Linked DNA regions of Homo sapiens: region 2 is linked to region 1. Evidence: read pairs that join two places in POLR2A ChIA-PET (ENCODE). Cell type or tissue: A673. All regions are shown on one strand. Each heading gives the region's core, and the rest is flanking DNA. Links, peaks and the distances in the headings are about the cores only.

Region 1 (5,374 bases), core at 239-5,238:
TACCTAACATATAGTTCACCCATTGAAAATATACAATTCAGTGGTGTTTAGTACGTTGACAGAGTTGTGCAACCATCAACACTATCATTTTAAGAATATTTTCATCACCCAAAAAGAAACCCTGGTACTCATTAGCAGTCATTCCCTATTTCCTCCCAATCCTTCCCACCCCAGTCTTTGGCAGCCACTACTCTGCTATATCTGTGGATTTGCCTAATCTGGGTATTTTGCACAAATGAAACCATAAAATATTATTGTGACTGCCTTCCTTCTTTCATTTAGCATGTTTTCAAGGTTCACCTATGTTGTGGCATGTATCAATACTTCTTTTTTTTTTTTTTTTTCCCGAGACACGGCCTTGCTCTGTTACCCAGGCTGGAGTGCAGTGGTTCGATCATGGCTCACTGCAGCCTCAACCTCCTGGGTTCAAGTGATCCTCCTGCCTTGGCCTCCCAAAGTACTGGGATTACAGGTGTGAGCCATCGGCGCCCAGCCAGCTACTTTATTCTTTTTATGGCTGGATAATATTCCTTTACCCAAGATATACTTCTTTTCTTTTTTTTTCTTTTTTTGAGACAGAGTCTTGCTCTGTCACCCAGGCTGGAGTGCAGTGGCGTGATCTCGGCTCCCAGGTTTGAGCGACTCTCCTGCCTCAGCCTCCCGACTAGCTGGGGCTACAGGCATGCGCTACCACGCCTAGCTAATTTTTGTATTTTTAGTAGAGATGGGGTTTCGCCATGTTGGCCAGGATGGTCTCGATTTCTTGACCTCATGATCCGCCCGCTTTGGCCTCCCAAAGTGCTGGGATTACAGGCATGAGCCACCGCGCCCCGCCTGCATGGATGTATGTTTTTATTTCTATTGGCAGTGGAATTGCTGGGTCAAAAGGTGACTATTTAACCTTTTGAGAAACTGTGACTTTTCCAGAATGGCTGTACCATTTTACATTTCTACCACCAATGTATAAGGGTTCCAGTTTCTCCATATCCACACCAGCACTTATTATTTATCTTTTTGATTATAGTCATTCTAGGGGGTGTGAACTGGTGTCTTTTAACATGCTTATTGGCCATTTGTAGATCTTTGAAGAACTGTCTATTCCAATCCTTTACCCATTTTCAAATTGTGTTAGGTGTCCTTTCATTATTGAGTTGTAAGTTTTTAATATATTCTCACTGCAATTCCCTTATCAGATATCCTGATTTTTTTTTTTTTTTTTTTTTTTTTGAGACAGAGTTTCACTCTTGTTGCCTAGGCTGGAGTGCAATGGTGCGATCTTGGCTCATCACGACCTTCGCCTCCCAGGTTCAAGTGATTGTCCCATTTCAGCCTCCCGAGTAGCTGGGATTACAGGTATGCACCACCACGCCCAGCTAATTTTGTATTTTTAGTAGAGATGGGGTTTCTCCATGTTGGTCAGGCTGGTCTCGAATTCCCAACCTCAGGTGATCCGCCCACCTCGGCCTCCCAAAGTGCTGGGATTACAGGTGTGAGCCACCTCACCTGGCATTTTTTTTTTTTTCCCCAGAGACAAGGTCTCACTCTGTCACTCAGTCTGGAGTGCAGTGGTGCAGTGGCACGATCATAACTCACTGCAGCCTCAACCTCCTGGGATCAAGTGATCCTCCTGCCTCAGCCTCCCAAGTAGCTGGGACCACAGGCGCATGCCACTATGCCCGGCTAATTTTTTAAATTTTGTTTTGTGGAGATGGAGTCTTGCTATGTTGCCCATAGCAAGTTCAAGTCTGGTCTCAAAAACCATGCTGCTGCTGCTTTTTTTTGGTAGAGACAGGGTTTTGGCATGTTGCTCAGGCTGGTCTTGAACTCGTGAGTTCAAGTGATCCTCCTGCCTTTGCCTCCCAAAGCACCCTATCCAGGTATGAGCCACAACAGCCAGGAGATATCTGACTTTTGTAACTGCTACCTGTTTTTGTTCAGCCTGCAAACTAAAAATGGTTTTTAACATTTTTTTTTTATAAGATGGAGTCTCGCTCTGTCGCTCAGGCTGGAGTGCAGTGGCGTGATCTCCGCTCACTGCAAGCTCCACCTCCCGGGTTCATGCCATTCTCCTGCCTCAGCTTCCGGAGTAGCTGGGACTACAGGCGCCCGCCACCACGCCCGGCTAATTTTGTTTTTGTATTATTAGTAGAGACGGGGTTTCACCGTGTTAGTCAGGATGGTCTCAATCTCCTGACCTCACGATCTGCCCGCCTTGGCCTCCCAAAGTGCTGGGATTACAGGCGTGAGCCACTGCGCCTGGCCTGGTTTTTAACGTTTTTACATAACTGGAAAAAACCAAAAGAATGAATTTGGTGACCTATGACAATTATATGTGATTCCGTGTCAGAGTCTAAAAGTAAAGTTTTATTGGAACACAGCCATGCCCGTTTGTGTGTCTGTGGCTGCTTTTATGCTACAGGGGCTGAGTGGAGTACTTACAGGGGCTGTTTGGCCTGCAAAGTTCAAAACATTTACTCTCTGGCCCTTTTTTGTTATTCCCTGCTATATCCTCTGACTTCCTAGAATCAGGAAATTGAATGTAAAGACTTGATTAAATTTCCATTCAGCTGTCAGGTGATTACTTCAGAGCTGGTCGCTTCATGTTGCATACTGCCTGGGTGCCCCATTTTCAGGGGTAGTGAAATTCATTCAGGCTCAGGCAGCATTATAGACTGAATGTCCCCCCCAGATTCGTATATTGAAGCCCTAATTCCCCAAGGTGATTATATTTGGAGGTAGGGCCTTTGTGGAGATAATTAAGGTGAAAGAGTGGGGCCCTAATCTGATGGATTGGTGTCCTTATAATAGGAGGAGGCTGCGCATGGTGGCTCATGCCTATAATCCCAGCACTGTGGGAGGCCAAGGCAGGTGGATCACATGAGATCAGGAGTTCAAGACCAGCCTGGCCAACATGGTGAAACTCTGTCTCTACTAAAAATACAAAAATGAGGCCGGGCGCAGTGGCTCACGCCTGTAATCCCAGCACTTTGGGAGGCCGAGGTGGGCAGATCACGAAGTCAGGAGATAGAGACCATCCTGGCTAACGTGGTGAAACCCCCTCTCTACTAAAAATACAAAAAAATTAGCCGGGCATGGTGGCGGGCGCCTGTAGTCCCAGCTACTCGGGAGGCTGAGGCAGGAGAATGGCATGAACCCTGGAGGCAGAGCTTGCAGTGAGCCGAGATCACGCCACTGCACTCCAGCCTGGGTGACAGAGCGAAACTCCGTCTCAAAAAAAAAAAAAAAAAATTAGCCAGGCATGGTGGTGGACGCCTGTAATCCCAGCTACTTAGGAGGCTGAAGCAGGAGATTCACTTGGGCCTGGGAGGCGAGATCCGCCGCTGCACTCCAACCTAGGTGACAAAGTGAGACTCCTCCCAAAAAACAGAAGGAGACACCAGAGAGCTTTCTCTCTGCCACTGAAGATAGCCATCTGCAAACCAGGAAGAGGGTGTCACCAGAACCCCACAATGCTGGTAGCCTGAACTTAGACTTCCAGCCTCAGGAACTGGAGAAAATAGGTCTGTTGTTTAAGCCACCCAGAGTGGTGTTTTGTTATGGCAGCTGGAGCAGACTGAGACAGGTGGCAGCCATCGAAAACCGCATTGTAAAGCTACAACTGTGTATTTTCCAGTAGCAAGAATTAGCATCCTGTGACTATCCAGGCCCCATCAGCCTCTCCTTTAATGCCATCCATCAACAATCATTGCCTGAGTCAGCTATTTCACCAGAGGTTGCAAAATGGCAGTTTTCCTATTCTCCCATTTCTCTTACACTTAGTCTGAATAATTTGGTTTTTGTCTTGAGTCATGTCCAAGAAGCAGTTGAAGAGAGTGACTTAATCAAACTTCCATTCTGAAAAGCCCCCCTGAGGCTGGTTTGTCAAGGAATAGACTGAGGAAGAGGCCAATTTCTCCAAGCTTCAATTTTCCTACCTATTAAATGAGCAAGACTGGGCGCGGTAGCTCATGCCTGTAATCCCAGCACTTTGGGAGGCCGAGGTAGTAGATCACCTGAGGTCAGGAGTTCAAGACCCAGCCTGGCCAACATGGTGAAACCCCGTCTCTACTAAAAATACAAAAAAAGTATCTAGGCATGGTGGTGTGTGCTTGTAATCCCAGCTACTTGGGAGGCTGAGGCAGGAGAATCACTTGAACCTGGGAGGTGGAGGTTGCAGTGAGTCAAGATCGTGCCACTGCACTCCAGTCCGGGTGACAGAGTGAGACTCCGTCTCCAAAAAAAAAAAAAAAAAAATACTTCAGTCCTGGTGACAGTGAGACTGTCTCCAAAATAAATACATACATACATACATACATACATAAAATAAAATAAATGGGCAGAACGTGGGGAGGTTGTCATGAGGACCGAATGTGTTCACATGTGGAAAGTGCTTCCCACAAGGTCTGATTCTTAAGGGGTTGAAGGATGTGATGATTACTTCTGTTCTTCCAGTGCTTCTGTGATTCACATGTTACTAATGAATTATTAGTGTATTAATGGCATGATGTCATGGCTGCATGGTTAGTTCATTGCTAACCCACCTCCCCTGGCCCTAGGATTGGAGGTGGTTCATTGATTCTATCATGACATCTCTGAGACCTCCCAGGTGCCAGGCAATGCTGGGACCCAGGCTGAAGTTCAACCCAGGCCCCACCAACCAGGGCCCCTACTCTGGAGCCGAAATACCGAGGGACGGGCTGTAACGGAGGTAGCTCAGGGCACGGTCAAGTGCAAGGAGAACCTAACTGATCCCGGAGAGGCAGGCTTCTTGGAGGAGGCAAACCTTGGCAGTGCTCTGGAGGAGAAAGGAGACAGGATTTCAGGGGAGGACAAGACACACACTAGCTGTCTGATCCACTCCCAGAGTTCAGCACAGTGCCTGAGGCCGCCTGCAGCCAGCTGGCACAGTGGATGGTCAAAGCCACAGGTGCTTGGATCAAACACAGCTGTAGGACTCACTAGCTGCATAACCTAGGGCACCGCCTCTGTGCCTCTCTTCATTTATAGCAACTATTTGAGGTGCTGTGATATTCAGTGGAGTGTTGTGATATTCGACCGTTTGAGGTGTTATGATATTCAGTAAAATGCTTAGAGCCAGGGTCTGCTTCAGAGCCGGGCTTTTTTTTTTTTTTTTTTTTTGAGACACAGTCTTGATCTGTTGGCCAGGCTGGAGTGCAGTGGCCCGATCTTGGCTCACTGCAACCTCTGCCCCCAGGTTCAAGCGATTCTCCTGCCTCAGCCTCCCGAGTAGCTGGGACTACAGGCACCTGCCACCACACCCAGCCAATTTTTGCATTTTTAGTAGAGACAGGGTTTCGCCACATTGGCCAGGCTGGTCTTGAACTCCTGACCTCAGGTGATCTGCCCGCCTTGG
Region 2 (5,374 bases), core at 219-5,218, 130 kb before region 1:
TTTACTTAGTATTTGGAGACAAGGTCTCGCTCTGTCGCCAGGCTGGAGTGCAGTGGTGAGATCTCAGCTCACTGCAGCCTCAACCTCCGGGGCTCAGGTGATCCTTCCACTTCAGGCTCCCGATTAACTGGGGCCACAGGTGCATATCACCATGCCTGGCTAATTTTTAAATTTTGTATATAGACCGGATCTCACTACGTTGCCCTAGGCTGGTCTCGAACTCCTGGCCTAAGCAATTGTCCACCTCGGCCCCACAAAGTGCTGGGATTACAGGCATCAGTCACTGCGCCCAGCCCCTAGGTACAATTATTATCCCACTTTAGTGGAAGCTGAGGCTCAGAGAGGGTAATAACGTGCAGAAGGTCACACAGCAAGGAAGCAATGGTTCCCAGCTCAGTCAGGCGGACTCCAGAAAACATGCTCTTAGCCACTATATTGTTCTGCCTCCATCAGTGGGGACAGGAGAGGGTCTCACCTTTTTGGACCCCTGGAATCCGCGTGGTGTTGAAGATCTTCTCGTACTGGGCAGAGCATAAGGGGCGCATTCCCATCAGCAAAGTCTGCAGGAAACCGTGGGCTGTGAGCTGCCTTCCAGGACCCACGTGGCCCAAAGGCCACAGGACCACACCTCCATCCCTAACCCACTGGGGCCCTCTCACCGGGGGTATCTCCTGGCGGTTCAGGCGGTGGCGGTACAGGAGGAGGGCATGGACGGCATTCCCAGCGCGAGCTGCCTGCAGAGGCGTGGGTGTGACATACAGGAAGTCCTGGGGACCAGGAGAGGGGATGGCAAAACACCCAGGGTCAGGTTTGCCCCCGATGGAGCCACTGACCCAAATACAGGTCCTGACCCCAAAAGAGGGTGGAATGATGAATCCCAGATGGCGCGTCTAGATCCAGGTCACTGAGCATGACCGTCACATTCCGCCCAGGTACCCCCCAACCCTAGACCTGGGGCCTATGAACCTCACCCCTCCCCTTCTCACCATCATGTAATAGTTGCTGTTCACCATCAGCGGATTTCGGGAGCGCAGGTACACAAATTCCTCCCACCAGTCACTGACCTGGGAGCGGGGTGGGGAGACACACAGTGAGGGGCTGGGGCCTGTTGGGGGAGGGACAGTAGGACAGGGAAGGCCCCAGATGCTCCTGCGTCAGGCAGGGAGGATAGAGCCAAAGAAGTCAGCCATCGTAGTCAGTAACTAGCGATCACCTAGAAATCCATCCATGGGGGATCAGTTAGCTAAACCCTGTTATACTCCGGCAGTGGAATATTACATAGCTGGTGGAAATAACAAGGTACAGCTGGGCACGGTGGCTCCCGCCTGTAATCCCAGCACTTTGGGAGGCTAAGCGGGTGGATCACCTGAGGTCAGGTGTTCAAGACCAGCCTGGCCAACATGATGAAACCCTGTCTCTACTAAAAATACAAACATTAGCCACACGTGGTGGTGCACGCCTGTAATCCCGGCTACTCGGTAGCCTGAGGCAGGAGAATCGCTTGAGTCGGGGAGGCAGAGGTTGCAAGGAGCTGAGATCGCACCATTGCACTCCAGCCTGGGCAACAAGAGTGAAACTCCGTCCCCCCCAAAAAAGAAAAACAGAACATAAATGTAAAATTTATAAAACAATAAATATGTGAAATAATATACATATGTGTAAATACATGAAAATTGTGGCCTTGCCAATACCATGATAAAATTCAAACAATGAAAAACACAAAAGAAAGCACTGTGTCACGGTTTAGCTGCTCTTGTAGGGTTTTTTGTTGTTGTTGTTGTACATAAAAAAATGGTGCGTGTGTCACTGGCAGTTGGCTTGGAGGTACAATAAAATATACAGGCTGGGCGCAGTGGCTCACACCTCTTATCTCAGCATTTTGGGAGGCTGAGGTGGGAGGATAGCTTGAGCCTCGGAGTTTGAGACCAGTCTGTGCAACATAGCAAGACCCCATGTCTACAAAAAATTTAAAAATTAGCCAGGCTTAGGGGCACATGCCTGTAGTCCCAGCTACTCAGGAGGCTGAGATGGGAGGATGGCTTGAGTCTGGGAGGTCAAGGCTGCAGTGAGCTTTGATCACGCCACTGCACTACAGCCTGGGTGACAGAGTGAGACCCCTTCCAAGAAAGAAAAAGGAAAGAGAGAGAAAGAGAGAAGGAAGGAAGGAAGGAAGGAAGGGAGGGAGGGAGGGAGGGAGGGAGGGAGGGAGGAGAGAGAGACAGAAAGGGAGGGAGGGGGAGAGAGAGAAAGATAGAGAAAGAAAGAAAGAAAGAGGCCGGGCATGGTGGCTCACGCCTGTAAATCCCAACACTTTGGGAGGCCGAGGCAGGCGGATCACGAGGTCAGGAGGTCGAGACCATCCTGGCTAACACGGTGAAACCCCATCTCTACTAAAAATACAAAAATACAAAAAAAAAAAAAAAGAAATTAGCCAGGTATGGGAGGCTGAGGCAGGAGAATGGCGTGAACCTGGGAGGTAGAGCTTGCAGTGAGCTGAGACGGTGCCAGTGCACTACAGCCTGGGCGACAGAGTGAGACTCCATCTCAAAGAAAAAAAGGAAGGAAGGAGACAGAAAAAAAGGAAGGAAAGAGAGAGAGAAGGCAGGCAGGCAGGCAGGAAAGAAGGTAGGAAAGGAGGGAGGGAGGGAGGGAAGGAAGGGAAGAAAGAAATGAGTGTGTGTGTGTGTGTGTGTGTGTGTGTGTAAACAGAATCTTGTCCAAAAGTGTGAAGAAAAAAATATTTAACCAGAAAAGCAAGGCCTGCATTCCCTTTTACTTCTCCAGATATTTCGTCCCCTTCGCTGGGTTTGACCAACTGAGGCTTCCACATAGCTGCCTCGTGGGGCTCTGCCGGGGACCCTCTTCCCTTCCCCTCTCACTCTTGCTGCAGCTTTTCTCATCCCAGCCCAGTGTCTCAATGACCTACAATGGTAGGTCTCACGGTAGCTTCCTCTGCAGCCTCCCGCCCTCCAGTCTTTCCCCCACACCAAAGCTGACCCTGCCCCTTCCCTGCTCCAAACCCTCCCATGGCTCCCTAGTACCCCCAGGAAAGAGTCCAGGATCCTCAGTCTGGAGTTCAGGCCTCTCCCACCACTCCTCACCATTCAACTCCTTTGGTTTTGTCTTTTTTTTTTTCTTTTCTTTTTTTTTTTTTGAGACAGAGTCTTGCTCTGTGGCCCAGGCCGAAGTGCAGTGGCGCGATCTCAGTTCAGTGCCACCTCTGCCTCCTGGGTTCAAGCAATCCTCCCGCCTCAGCCTCCCGAGTAGCTGGGATTATAGGCGTGTGCGCCACCAGACCTGTTTAATTTTTGTATTTTTAGTAGAGACGGGGTTTCACCATGTTGGCCAGGCTGGTCTTGAACTCTTGACCTCACGTGATCCGCCTGCCTTGGCCTCGCAACCTGCTGGCATTACAGGCGTGAGACATTGCACCAGGGCTAAGTCCTGGAATTCTGGTTCAAACTTTGGAAGATCAAGGGTGAAGCTCAGAATACTGGAGCATCTATACCCCAAACTTCAACATTAAATATATAGAGAGAGCATATATATGTTATGAGCATATATATATAAATAAATATATAAGCCTATATATAAATAAATATATATTTATTTATAATTTATAAATAAATATATATTTATTTATAATTTATAAATAAATAAATATATATTTATAATTTATAAATAAATATATATTTATAATTTATAAATAAATATATATTTATAATTTATAAATAAATATATATTTATAATTTATAAATAAATATATTTAATATATTTATAATATTTATATATTTATTTATAAATTTATATATAAATATATTTATATATAAATTTATAAATATTAATATTTGTATATAAATATAAATATATATATTTATAAATAAATATATATATTTATATATACACTATATATTTATATATAAATAAATATATATACATATATATTTTTATATATATATAAATGTGGAGGTTAGGATATAGATGTATGTGAGCGGGGCTCAGGGTATTGACCCTTGGGGGCTGGGGGCGTGTGGGTTGTGGGCGTGTCGTGGGGCAGGGCGTATAACTCGCAAGTTTAGCAGGCGAGCTCACAACCTTAGCCCTTCAGGTGGGGCGTTGGTGGCGGTGGCGGGACTCACATAATTGGACGCCCACCAGGACTTGAGCCGCAGGTACCACTGCAGCAGCGACGCCTGCAGCCTCAGGAATTCCTGCGCCAGGACCGCGGTCCAGTCGAAGTCCTCGTCGGAGAGGATGGGCCGGACCGACTCCAGGTACTAAAGGGGAGAAGAGGGCAGGTCACGCCCCCGGCCCGCCCCGGCCGCCCCAGCCCGTCTGCGCGCTCCCAGGCCCACCTTGCGCACGGTGTCCTGCACAGAGGGCACGGGCTGGCGTGGCAGGGAGCGCTGGTAACTGAACAGCATCGGGTGGCGGCCAGAGAAGATGCGGACCAGGGCCTGGGGAGGAGGAGTTACCGGGTCATTAACCCCTCACCGGAGCCAGGGAGTTGACGGGGCAGGGGTCGACAGTGGGACAGAAACCCAAAGAGAAGGACACAGAGACTTAAGAGCATCGGAGACCCCAAGAGAGAAAGGAACAGAGACCCAGAGACAGGGGACAGAGACCCAGAGAGAGGGGGACAGAGACCCAGAGAGAGAGGGGGGCAGAGACCCAGAGAGAGTCGGGGGTAGAGACCCAGAGGGGGGGACGGAGACACAGAGAGAGAGGGGGACAGAGACCCAGAGAGAGGGGGACAGAGACCCAGGGACAGAGGAGGACAGAGACCCAGAAAGAGAGGGGGAAGAGACCCAGAGAGAGAGGGACAGAGACCCAGAGAGAGGGGGACAGAGACCCAGAGAGAGGGGAATAGATAAGCGGGTCCCAGGAGAGCCTGAGCAGGGCTATGCCCCTCCCATACCAGCCAGGTCTTGGTGGGGGAGGACATGGCTCCGTGGGGCTCAAGAAGCCAGCCGTGGTAGGACAGAAGCAGCCTCAGGGCCACGTGCAGTGTGAAGATCAGGGCTCCCCACAAACACGAGGCAAACAGCGCGGCTGCCAGGACCCCCCGGAGCCCGTGGTGTTGTCCACCCCTGCGGGGAGAGAAACAGAGGCTGGGCCTGGGTCTCCTGGCCTCAGAACCTCCCTCCCTTCCAGCCCCCTCCAGCCCCTGCGCTGATCTTTTGGCTGTCAGACAGAGAAACCCATTTTTGTCATTTTAGTAGGTGTGAGCTCTGTCACCCCCTCCAGCCCCCTCCCATTGTGGCAGCACCAAGCTTCCAAAGTCACTTTCCATGGAAGTTGGTAGGTGTTTAATAAATGACAGCCATTATTTCTATTGAGGGGACACTTTTTCCTTCCAGCTATCACTACTCTA

What was found. Peaks named below come from ENCODE experiments on the same cell type or tissue, not always from the same donor. Only the 100,000 strongest peaks of a DNase experiment are listed, where the experiment ranks them.
Region 2: POLR2A ChIA-PET joins it to region 1 with 10 read pairs; 7 of 35 experiments call an interaction of 5 or more read pairs at or near these places.

What each region holds. Positions count from the first base shown.
Region 1 is chr19:49,572,738-49,578,111 of GRCh38, reverse strand. The region is part of intron 1 of NOSIP (nitric oxide synthase interacting protein); the gene reads left to right. Among named protein-coding and RNA genes, the nearest start is that of NOSIP, 5.1 kb to the left of the region's middle. In A673, for the core only: no CTCF peak of the experiment used is centred there; no DNase peak of the experiment used is centred there; H3K4me3 peaks cover 512 bases; H3K27ac peaks cover 3,366 bases.
Region 2 is chr19:49,700,400-49,705,773 of GRCh38, reverse strand. CPT1C (carnitine palmitoyltransferase 1C) reads right to left here. Exons shown (of 20, transcript NM_001199753.2): 5 at 4,919-5,090; 6 at 4,356-4,457; 7 at 4,140-4,277; 8 at 987-1,064; 9 at 660-767; 10 at 476-560. Among named protein-coding and RNA genes, the nearest start is that of CPT1C, 12 kb to the right of the region's middle. In A673, for the core only: no CTCF peak of the experiment used is centred there; no DNase peak of the experiment used is centred there.